Linked DNA regions of Homo sapiens: region 2 is linked to region 1. Evidence: chromatin loops called from intact Hi-C (ENCODE). Cell type or tissue: psoas muscle. All regions are shown on one strand. Links, peaks and the distances in the headings refer to the core of each region. The heading gives the core; the rest is flanking DNA.

Region 1 (3,595 bases), core at 1,096-3,595:
TCTTCGAGGGTATCATCATTTCCGGTTTGTTAATCTTATTCACCAAATGTTCTATCGCTCGTAAGGTAAAACTGTAATATAACTACCATATTAAATAACAAATGTTCATTATAAACTCTAGGAAAGATTGAATAAAATCTGTTTACTTAACATTCTTTGGAAGGAGCTCAAGTGATTCTGTCCTTAGTTTAATTGTAGATGGGATGGATCCATTTGGGTATCTCTGCCCTTGGTTAGTTAACATTATGCTTGAAAAACTTGGGCTTGAACACTTCTAGGTAGTAGCCTTTTTGCAGTGATAAGAAGTTCTGTTTGTCCTTGTTCCTAGTTCTGCCTACATTCCAGTCTCTCACCTAAATTTCAGAATCAGAATGAGATTTATCAGGATGTTGTTTTGAAAATATGTATACACAATCATTATTCATATTACTGTTACTTTATTGCTTTTTAGATGACTTACCTGTAATTTTTTTTTCTTCCACAGTCCTTTGTTCCCGATTTCTGCTCTGTCACTTCCCTCTCCTGGCAATGAACTTGGCTGCCGCAGGCAGGGGGCAGGGCCAGGGAATGAAATTCCAGAGCAGAAAGAACAAAGTCAGATATCTCAAAATATCATCCTGCCCCATTTAATCTGGGCCTTTTATCCATGTGGATGCCCCTTTCTAAACAGCACCTGCGCTGGGCTGCGAGGCCCCTGCCTGCCTGCTGCTGGTTGGGCAGGGCAGATACACCTTTCTCCACCTGAGGACTGCGTTCTCAGGTAATCTGGCTAAAGCAATATTCCCTCCATTTTAGGCATTCTTAGATTGCTTTTATGATTTGTGCTATTTTACCATACCACATGTAATTTTTACTTCATGCTTTTGTGTAAAGCAACTTTTTCTCTTTTTGTTTATTTTTTATTGTGGTAAAATTCACATAACATAAAATTCGCCATTTTATTTTCCTGCCCCCCCCTTCCAAAATTCACCATTTTAAAGTATACAATTCCGTAGCTTTTAGTACATTTACAGTGTTGTGGTACTGTTACCACTACAGTTCCAAAGCATTTTTCATCACCACAGAGGGAAGCCCCCATTAAGTAATAATTCCCTCCTCCCATCCCCTGGATCCTATTTCTATGGATTTGTCTATTTTGGATATTTTCTATAAGTGGAATCATAAACATGTGGTCCTTTGTGTCCGGCATCTTTCACTTATGTTTTCTCCATTACTGCCGCCTTTTGTGTTTGATTTTTTTTCTAGTATTTTGACTCCCTTATTTCCTTTTAAGTATCTATTTTATCTTCTTACCTATCTTTAAAGGAAATTTTATGTGACATCCATTATAACTTAAATATTTACTTAATCTATATTAAATACAGGATTATTAAAATACAAAGGAACACTGCTCAAAAGAAATGTCATTTTTTTTTAATGTCATTTTTTTTTTTTTTTTGGAGACGGAGTCTCACTCTGTTGCCCAGGCTAGAGAGCAGTGGCATGATTACAGCTCCCTGCAACCTCTGCCTCCCGGGTTCAAGCGATTCTCCTGCCTCAGCATTCCAAGTAGCTGGGATTACAGGCACACGTCACCATTCCCAGCTAATTTTTGTATTTTTAGTAGAGACGAGGTTTCACCATGTTGGTCAGGCTGGTCTCCAACTCCTAGGCTCAGGGGATCCGCCCACCTCATCCTCCCAAAGTGCTGGGTTACAGGTTGAGCCACCGTGCCTGGCCTGAAATGTCATTTTTAAGCTTAGTGTCTAATGACATGTTTTGTGTTGTTTTGCTGATTTAATAAATAAGGCCAGATACTGACATGAAACAGTGGTTTAGTAATCCCTTATCTACTCCAGAAAGCTGAAGGCTGAGGAAGGACATGCACATTCCCTCACAGGTGTCACATGAAAAATCTTCCCTATCCTGTAGGACTTAAAAGGTCGCCTTGGATGCCCACATGGACAATACATTCCAGGTGGAAGGTTGCAGATTGTAGGGAATAGTGTCACCACCTTTGTTGTGCATCCATGACACCTTATATAATCTCTTGTGCACATGTATTAGAGGGTGCTCCATACCAATCTAGATCAGGATCCAAATCAGACACTAGTGCAGGAAAGAAGTGAAGCTGGCCAGGAGGTGGCAGCAACAGTTCAGCCCAAGGCAAGTGCTGCTGGGCAGAATGAAGGTCCAGCGTGGCCAAGTCTTCCTGATCTTTCAGGGGCAAAGGAAATCTGGATTTTTAATATGTGGGGTGTTAAAATATACATATATTATCATATATAAAACATACATATATACATGTTTCTGCACAGTTCCTGGCTTATAACTCCTCTAGCCCTTGTTACAGTCTTTTAGGTGTGTTAAGCCTCAGGGGCAGGCCTCAGGAAACAATCTCTCAGAGTTCTCCTGCCCTCCTTTCACCAGTCCCAAAGCAAAATCCTAATCTCCCTCCTTTTTCTTTTTTATTTAGAGACAAGGTCTTGCTCTGTCACCCAGGCTGGAGTACAGTGGTGTGATCATAGCTCACTGCAGCTTCAAACTCCTGGGCTCAAGTGACCCTCTCTCCTCAGTCTCCTGGGTAGCTGGGCCTACAGGCACCTGCCACCACCCACCCCCTACTGACTAATTTTTTCAAATTAAAAAAATTTTTACTTTTGTAAAGACCGGGTTTTGCTACACTGCCTAGGCTGGTCTTGAGCTCCTGAGCTCAGGGAATCCTCCTGCCTTGGCCTCTCAAAGTGCTGGGATTACAGGTGTGAGCCACTGAGCCTGGCCGTTTTTTTTTTTTGAGACGGAGTTTCACTCTTGTTGCCCAGGCTGGAGGGCAATGGCGTGATCTTGGCTCACCACAACCTCCGTCTCCCGGGTTCAAGCGATTTTCATGCCTCAGCCTCCCGAGTAGCTGGGATTACAGGAATGTGCCACCAGACCCAGGTAATTAAGCATTTTTAGTAGAGATAGGGTTTCTCCATGTTGGTCAGGCTGGTTTCAAACTCCTGACCTCAGGTGATCCGTCCTCCTCGGCCTCCCTAAGTGCTGGGATTACAGGCGTGAGCCACCACACCCGGCCTTATTTTTTTTTATTTTTTATTTTTTGTGAGACAGAGTCTCACTCTTTCACCCAGGCTGGAGTGCAGTGGCACGATCTCAGCTCAATACAACCTCCGCCTCCCAGGTTGAAGCAATTCTCCTGCCTCAGCCTCCCAAGTAGCTGGGATTACAGGCATTCGCCACAATGCCCAGCTAATTTTGTATTTTTAGTAGAGATGGGGTTTCACCATGTTGGCCAGGGTAGTCTAGAACTCCTGACCTCAAGTTATCCACCTGTCTCAGCCTCCCAAAGTGCTGGGATTACAGGCGTGAGCCACTGTGCCAGGCAAATGCTGCCATTTTAAGACCTACACTTTGGGTACCAAAGGTAAAGATGTTGACCCTAAATACTTGGGAAGCCTGGGGCCAGTGATAAATATAAAAATTGGTATGAAAATTTAGTAATGAGCTTTGTATTGTACTCATGCTTAAAGTTATATTTTCCATAGCATCAGTCTTTTCAAATTTGCCTTATTCAACACATTAAGGATGCTACAACTTATGCTATTAAAACCTCATA
Region 2 (5,324 bases), core at 1,396-3,895, 280 kb after region 1:
GTAGTTGACATCCACCTCTACAAAAGGCCATGAAGGTTTTGATTGGCCCTTCACGTGCACTCAGTAGACTGCAACCAATCAGGAAAGAGATTGTAAGACGTGTTTATTCTACCACCATCAACATGCCCTCAGTAACTGTGTGTAGGAGGAAGTAGAAAATGCTGAGTACAAATATCTGCACTGCACGCCATCTCCCCTCTGTAACCTGATTCAAATGTTTCCCTGGAGCAGTAGGATAAAAGTTACAGTTTTACTTCCTGGGTCTTTATTCTACCTTTACCTTCCAGACCTAGATCAAATACTTCCTCCTCCAAGGAATGTCTGACTGATTGTCCCTTCTTAAAGCCCCTGTGGCACCAAAGTGAAGCCTCACTGTGGCATCACCACCCCCTGCCCGCAGTTACAGATGCTACACGATGTCATACTGAGATTCGGGCAATGGTAGCCCGGGGATCAAGAGCAAGGGGTTCGGAGTCAGAGAGACCCACGTTTGAGCCCTGAATTCTTGCTCATAGCTTTGGGATGGTGGCAAGATTCCTTGCCTCTCTGAATCTGGGTTTCCTCATCTATTGAATGTGGATAATAATGCCAGCTAAGGCTGGGAGTTGTTATGAGTTCATCAGAGAAGTTTAGAAATGGTAGTACCGGTCGCCATAGTTACTATGGAAAGCAGGTCACTTTGCTTTCCAATTGTGCCCAATTCAGGGCTTTGAATTGCCTGCTAAATATTTAATATTATTGAATCAAAGTTGAAAGAGTTAATATACTTTATGAACAGAGTGAGAGAAAGTGATAGTTTCAATAAGTTGCCTCCCTAAATGGCCCAATAAATTTAATATTTATAATAAAACAACTAAATAGAAGACCAAGACTTACGGCTTGTCTTTCTTCCTTTTTAAGTTATTTTCCAGAAAATAATATTTATATTTTAAGTTAAAGTAACTGCAAATTGGAAACCACAGGGGGAGCCCCAGGCTGGGACAAATAATGACTAGCCTGGTCCCAACAGAACAGGCAAAGAAGGTGGTCCCTACACTCTTTATGGTCAGTTGGGGCCCCCTCCTCACTCTGCTGCAGCATTCTAGGGTCAGGGCCCCACCTTCCCTGGAACTGGGGTAGTGAGTAACCCAGCCTGCTGTGCTCCGGCCCCCCTTTCCCAAGAAGGTTTTTTTTTTTTTTTTTTTTGAGAGAGTCTTTCTCTGTCGCCCAGGCTGGAGTGCAATGGCACGATTTTGGCTCACTGCAACCTCTGCCTCCCGGGTTCAAGCGATTCTCCAGCCTCAGCCTCCTAGTAGCTGGGATTACAGGCATGTGCCACCAAGCCTGGCGAATTTTATGTTTTTAGTTGAGATGTGGTTTCACCATGATGGCCAGGCTGGTCTTGAACTCCTGACCTCAAGCAATCTGCCCACCTCAGCCTCCCAAAGTGCTGGGATTACAGGTGTGAGCCACTGTGCCTGGCCAGGACTTGTCTTTTTCTTTTCTTTTTTTTTTTGAGAAGGAGTCTTGCTCTGTAGCCCAGGCTGGAGTGTGATGGCGTGATATCCGCTCACCGCAACCTCCACCTCCTGCCTTCAAGCGATTATCCTGCCTCAACCTCCCGAGCAGCTAGGATTACAGGTGTGTGCCACCACGCCCAGCTAATTTTTTGTATTTGTAGTAGAGACAGCGTTTCACCATCTTGGCCAAGCTGGTCTCGTGATCCGCCTGCCTCAGCCTCCCAAAGTGCTGGGATTACAGGCGGGAGCCACTGCACCTGGCCCCAGGACTTGTCTTTCTTAAGCACAGAAGTTCTCTGAATGATGCCTAGGACATGGAAAGGACATTTTAATACATTTGCTAATCAAAGCATCATAAATCTTGCTTTTTTTCCCCATAGATAAAACATCTTTCTAAGACTCTGTACCTCTTTCCAGAGTGCTGCACATTTGAGTTAGCTTAATTATAGTGTAGTGACTTTGATCCAAACTTGCTGGTTTAAATCTTGGCTCTTCCAGCCGCTCACTGTGTGACCTTGGGCAAATTAATTAACCTTTCTGTGCCTTAGTTTTCACATGTTAAAGCAGCAGTCATAGTAATAGTATTTATCTTACAGTGTTGTTGGGATGGTGAAATGAGTAAATATTTGTAAATGCCCTGGCACATGGTAGTTGCAATATTAGTGTGCAGTATTGTTTTTATGATTAGAAATAATGTCTTCAAAGTCTCACTTTCCTGCTGGTTTGAATGTGCTGTGAGAACACATACTGTCAGTTTTGCCTACCACAAATTTGTTGAGTCTCTTGCAGGTACCTCCAAATGGGCTTGTAATTCACCATCCCCACTTTTCTTTTTTTTTTCCTTTCTTTTTCTTTTTATTTCTTAATTTCTCCCACAAAGACTGAAAGTGAATCCCCACTTTTCTTTTATCTTTTAAAAATTTTATTTGTGGGCCGGGCACGGTGGCTCCATGCCTGTAATCCCAGCACTTTGGGAGGCCAAGGAGGGTGGATCACAAGCTCAGGAGTTCGAGACCAGCCTGGCCAACATGGTGAAACCTCGTCTCTACTAAAAATACAAAAAATTAGCCGGGCGTGGTGGCGCATGCTTGTAATCCCAGCTACTCGGGAGGTTGAGGCAGGAGAATCACTTGAACACAGGAGGCAGAGGTTGCGGTAAGTGGAGATCGCTCCATTGTTTATTTGCATGTGGACATAAGAAAGGGTTAACATGGCCGACAACTATTTCATGAGCTTTTTGGCTTTATTTGAAAAGTGAAGTGTGTTTGGGGAAGGAGTTGGTTAGGAAAACAGATGCTTCCCTTTTTGACTTACCAAGGAAATGGAGATCCAAAGGAAAGCCTGAAGCACTTTGTGGCTTCCACGGGTTCGTTTCTAGGAAGCTTTTGCTTTACCTGGGGAAACCCCAAGCTCTACAGTGAGAAAGTTGTAAATTAGCCTTTAGGAGACGCTGTTTGTCAAAGTTATCTTAACCCTGGAAAAGGGGAGGGAAAAAGGCAGATAAGCAGTGATGACATCAGCAGGAAACTAGTATCAGGCTACCCAGTCCTGAAGATTCAGTTTTCACTTAAACAACCAGCAAGTCTTGAAGTCTCTTCCCAAGCAAATGGGAGCTTCTTTGGACCTTGGAGCACACAGAGGATTCTACTTTCTTTAAAACTTTGTTTTCAGGCAATTTCCCTGAGAACCGTTTACTTCCAGAAGATTGGTGGAGCTTGATCTGAAGGTATGTAATTAACAACCCTTCTTACTCCAGAGTCTCATGCTTGAATCTTTTCCTTTGCTTCATGGCTTCGTGTTGTAGAAACTTGCAAAAACTTGTCAGCAATGGCACTATTTTTTCTTAGATTTCTTTGTCATGCCTGGGAAAACAAAAGTTAAAAAATCCGGAAGCCTCCAACATAGCCTTTTACCGGGGCAGAAATATGTTAGCTCACAGAGACAAAGTTTGGTAGACTCACTAAAACTAGAGATCAGAATTGTCAAGAAACCACAAGGCAAATGCTAGATGCGGTAGAATAGAAAGGTGTCTCCAATAAACCACTCATTTGACCTCAGGGCTAGTAGCAGGGAAGATCCCCTGGATTATCACATTAAAAATGACATTTTTTTGTTTCTTTTAACACCAAAAGTAATGTGTATGCTCACATATGCATAAAATTTGAGAAATTCAATTGGAAGCCCAGAAGGAAATTTGTATTATCTATAGTTATGTCACCTCGATATAACCACTGTTTGTTATGGAGGTTTTGATTTTTGCTGTGTCTTCCTTCCTTTATTTATTTATTTATTTATTTATTTATTTATCTATTTATTTATTTGAGACGGAGTCTCCCTCTTTCACCCTCCAGCACTCAAGCTGGAGTGCAGTGGCACAATCTTGGCTTACTGCAACTTCCGCCTCCCAGGTTCAAGCAATCCTCCCATCTCAGCTTCCTATGAAGCTGGGACCACAGGCATACACCACCAAGCCCAGCTAATTTTTGTATTTTTTGTAGAGACGGGGTTTCACCGTGTTGCCCAGGCTTGTCCCGAATTCCTGGCCTCACAGTGATCCACCTGCCTCAGTCTCCTGAAGTGCTTCTCTGATTATAATGAAATTTAGTATGTAGAATACCATAGTTTATAGACTAGTCAGATGGAAACATTGACTCATGTAATTTTTATCTTCCTTCGCTGATTTGAGCAACTCTTGTCTAAAATCACCCTTTCCTTCTGAGGTCTAGGAGGTTTTTTTGTTGTTGTTTTGTTTTGTTTTTGAGGCAGGGTCTTGCTCTGTCACCCAGGGTGGAGTGCAGTGGCACAATCATGGCTCACTGGAACCTCCATCCCCGGGGCTCAAATGATCCTTCTGCTTCAGCCCTCTGAGTAGTTGGGACCACAGGCGTGCACCACCATGCCTGGCTAATTTTTGTATTTTTTGTAGAGATGGGGTTTTACCACGTTGCCCAGTCTGGTCTTGAACTCCTGGCCTCAAGTGATCCACCCGCCTTGGCCTCCCAAAGTGCTGGGATTATAGGCGTAAGCCATGACACCCCACCTGTTCCTTCCTTTATAAAGTATTTTCTTGTTTCTAAAAATAGCCAAGTTCTGCATATTGACTACATACCTCAAGTGCTTATAGAATAAATAGTATTACAATGAAAATTTTATCACTGCATTGCTCCTCTGATTATGATGAAATTTAGTATAGAGAATAGCATAGTTTATAAACTGATCAGATGGAAACATTGACTCATGTAATTTGTTTTTTTTTAGTGAAAACAAGTTTATTAGAGAAGTAAAGAAACAAAAGAATGGCTACTCCATAGACAGAGCAGCCGACTCATGTAATTTTTAACTTCCTACACTGATTTGAGCAACTCTTGTCTAAAACCACCCTTTCCTCCTGAGGTCTAGGATATTTTATTTATTTATTTTTCTTTTTGAAACAGGGTCTCACTCTGTCACCCAGGGTGAAGTGCAGTGGCATGATCATGGCTCACTGCAACCTGTGCTCCCCAGGCTCAAATGATCCTTCCATCCTCGGCCTCCTGAGTAGTTGGGACCACAGGCATGTGCCACCATGCCCTGATAATTTTTTGTATTTTTAGTAGAGACCAGGTCTCGCCATGTTGCTCAGGCTTGAGGTCTAGGATTATGCCTTCCCTTTCTGTAAGATAAAGGCCTGCCCTCTTACAGGTAGCAGTCTGAAGTTAAGATGTAACACACATACCTCACGGTACCTTGCTGTCTTTGGGTTGATAGATCATAAGGATAACCCTGCCTCCCCCAGATTGCTTTGTGTCTAAAACTTAAAGCATAGAGCCAAGTGCTATTTCTGCC

Evidence for each region. A loop is a pair of places that touch in the nucleus more often than their neighbours do. Peaks named below come from ENCODE experiments on the same cell type or tissue, not always from the same donor. Only the 100,000 strongest peaks of a DNase experiment are listed, where the experiment ranks them.
Region 2: it touches region 1 in a loop (4-fold over the local background); 96 of 110 quality-filtered maps call a loop at or near these places.

The regions. Positions count from the first base shown.
Region 1 is chr2:200,903,776-200,907,370 of GRCh38, forward strand. It overlaps NIF3L1 (NGG1 interacting factor 3 like 1), which reads left to right. Exons shown (of 7, transcript NM_001369441.2): 7 at 1-150. Among named protein-coding and RNA genes, the nearest start is that of NIF3L1, 16 kb to the left of the region's middle. In psoas muscle, for the core only: a CTCF peak has its summit at 2,120 (motif pointing right); a DNase peak (open chromatin) is centred at 2,146; H3K27ac peaks cover 303 bases.
Region 2 is chr2:201,180,084-201,185,407 of GRCh38, forward strand. It overlaps CASP10 (caspase 10), which reads left to right and starts at 3,058. Exons shown (of 10, transcript NM_032977.4): 1 at 3,058-3,225. In psoas muscle, for the core only: no CTCF peak of the experiment used is centred there; no DNase peak of the experiment used is centred there; H3K4me3 peaks cover 1,587 bases; H3K27ac peaks cover 634 bases.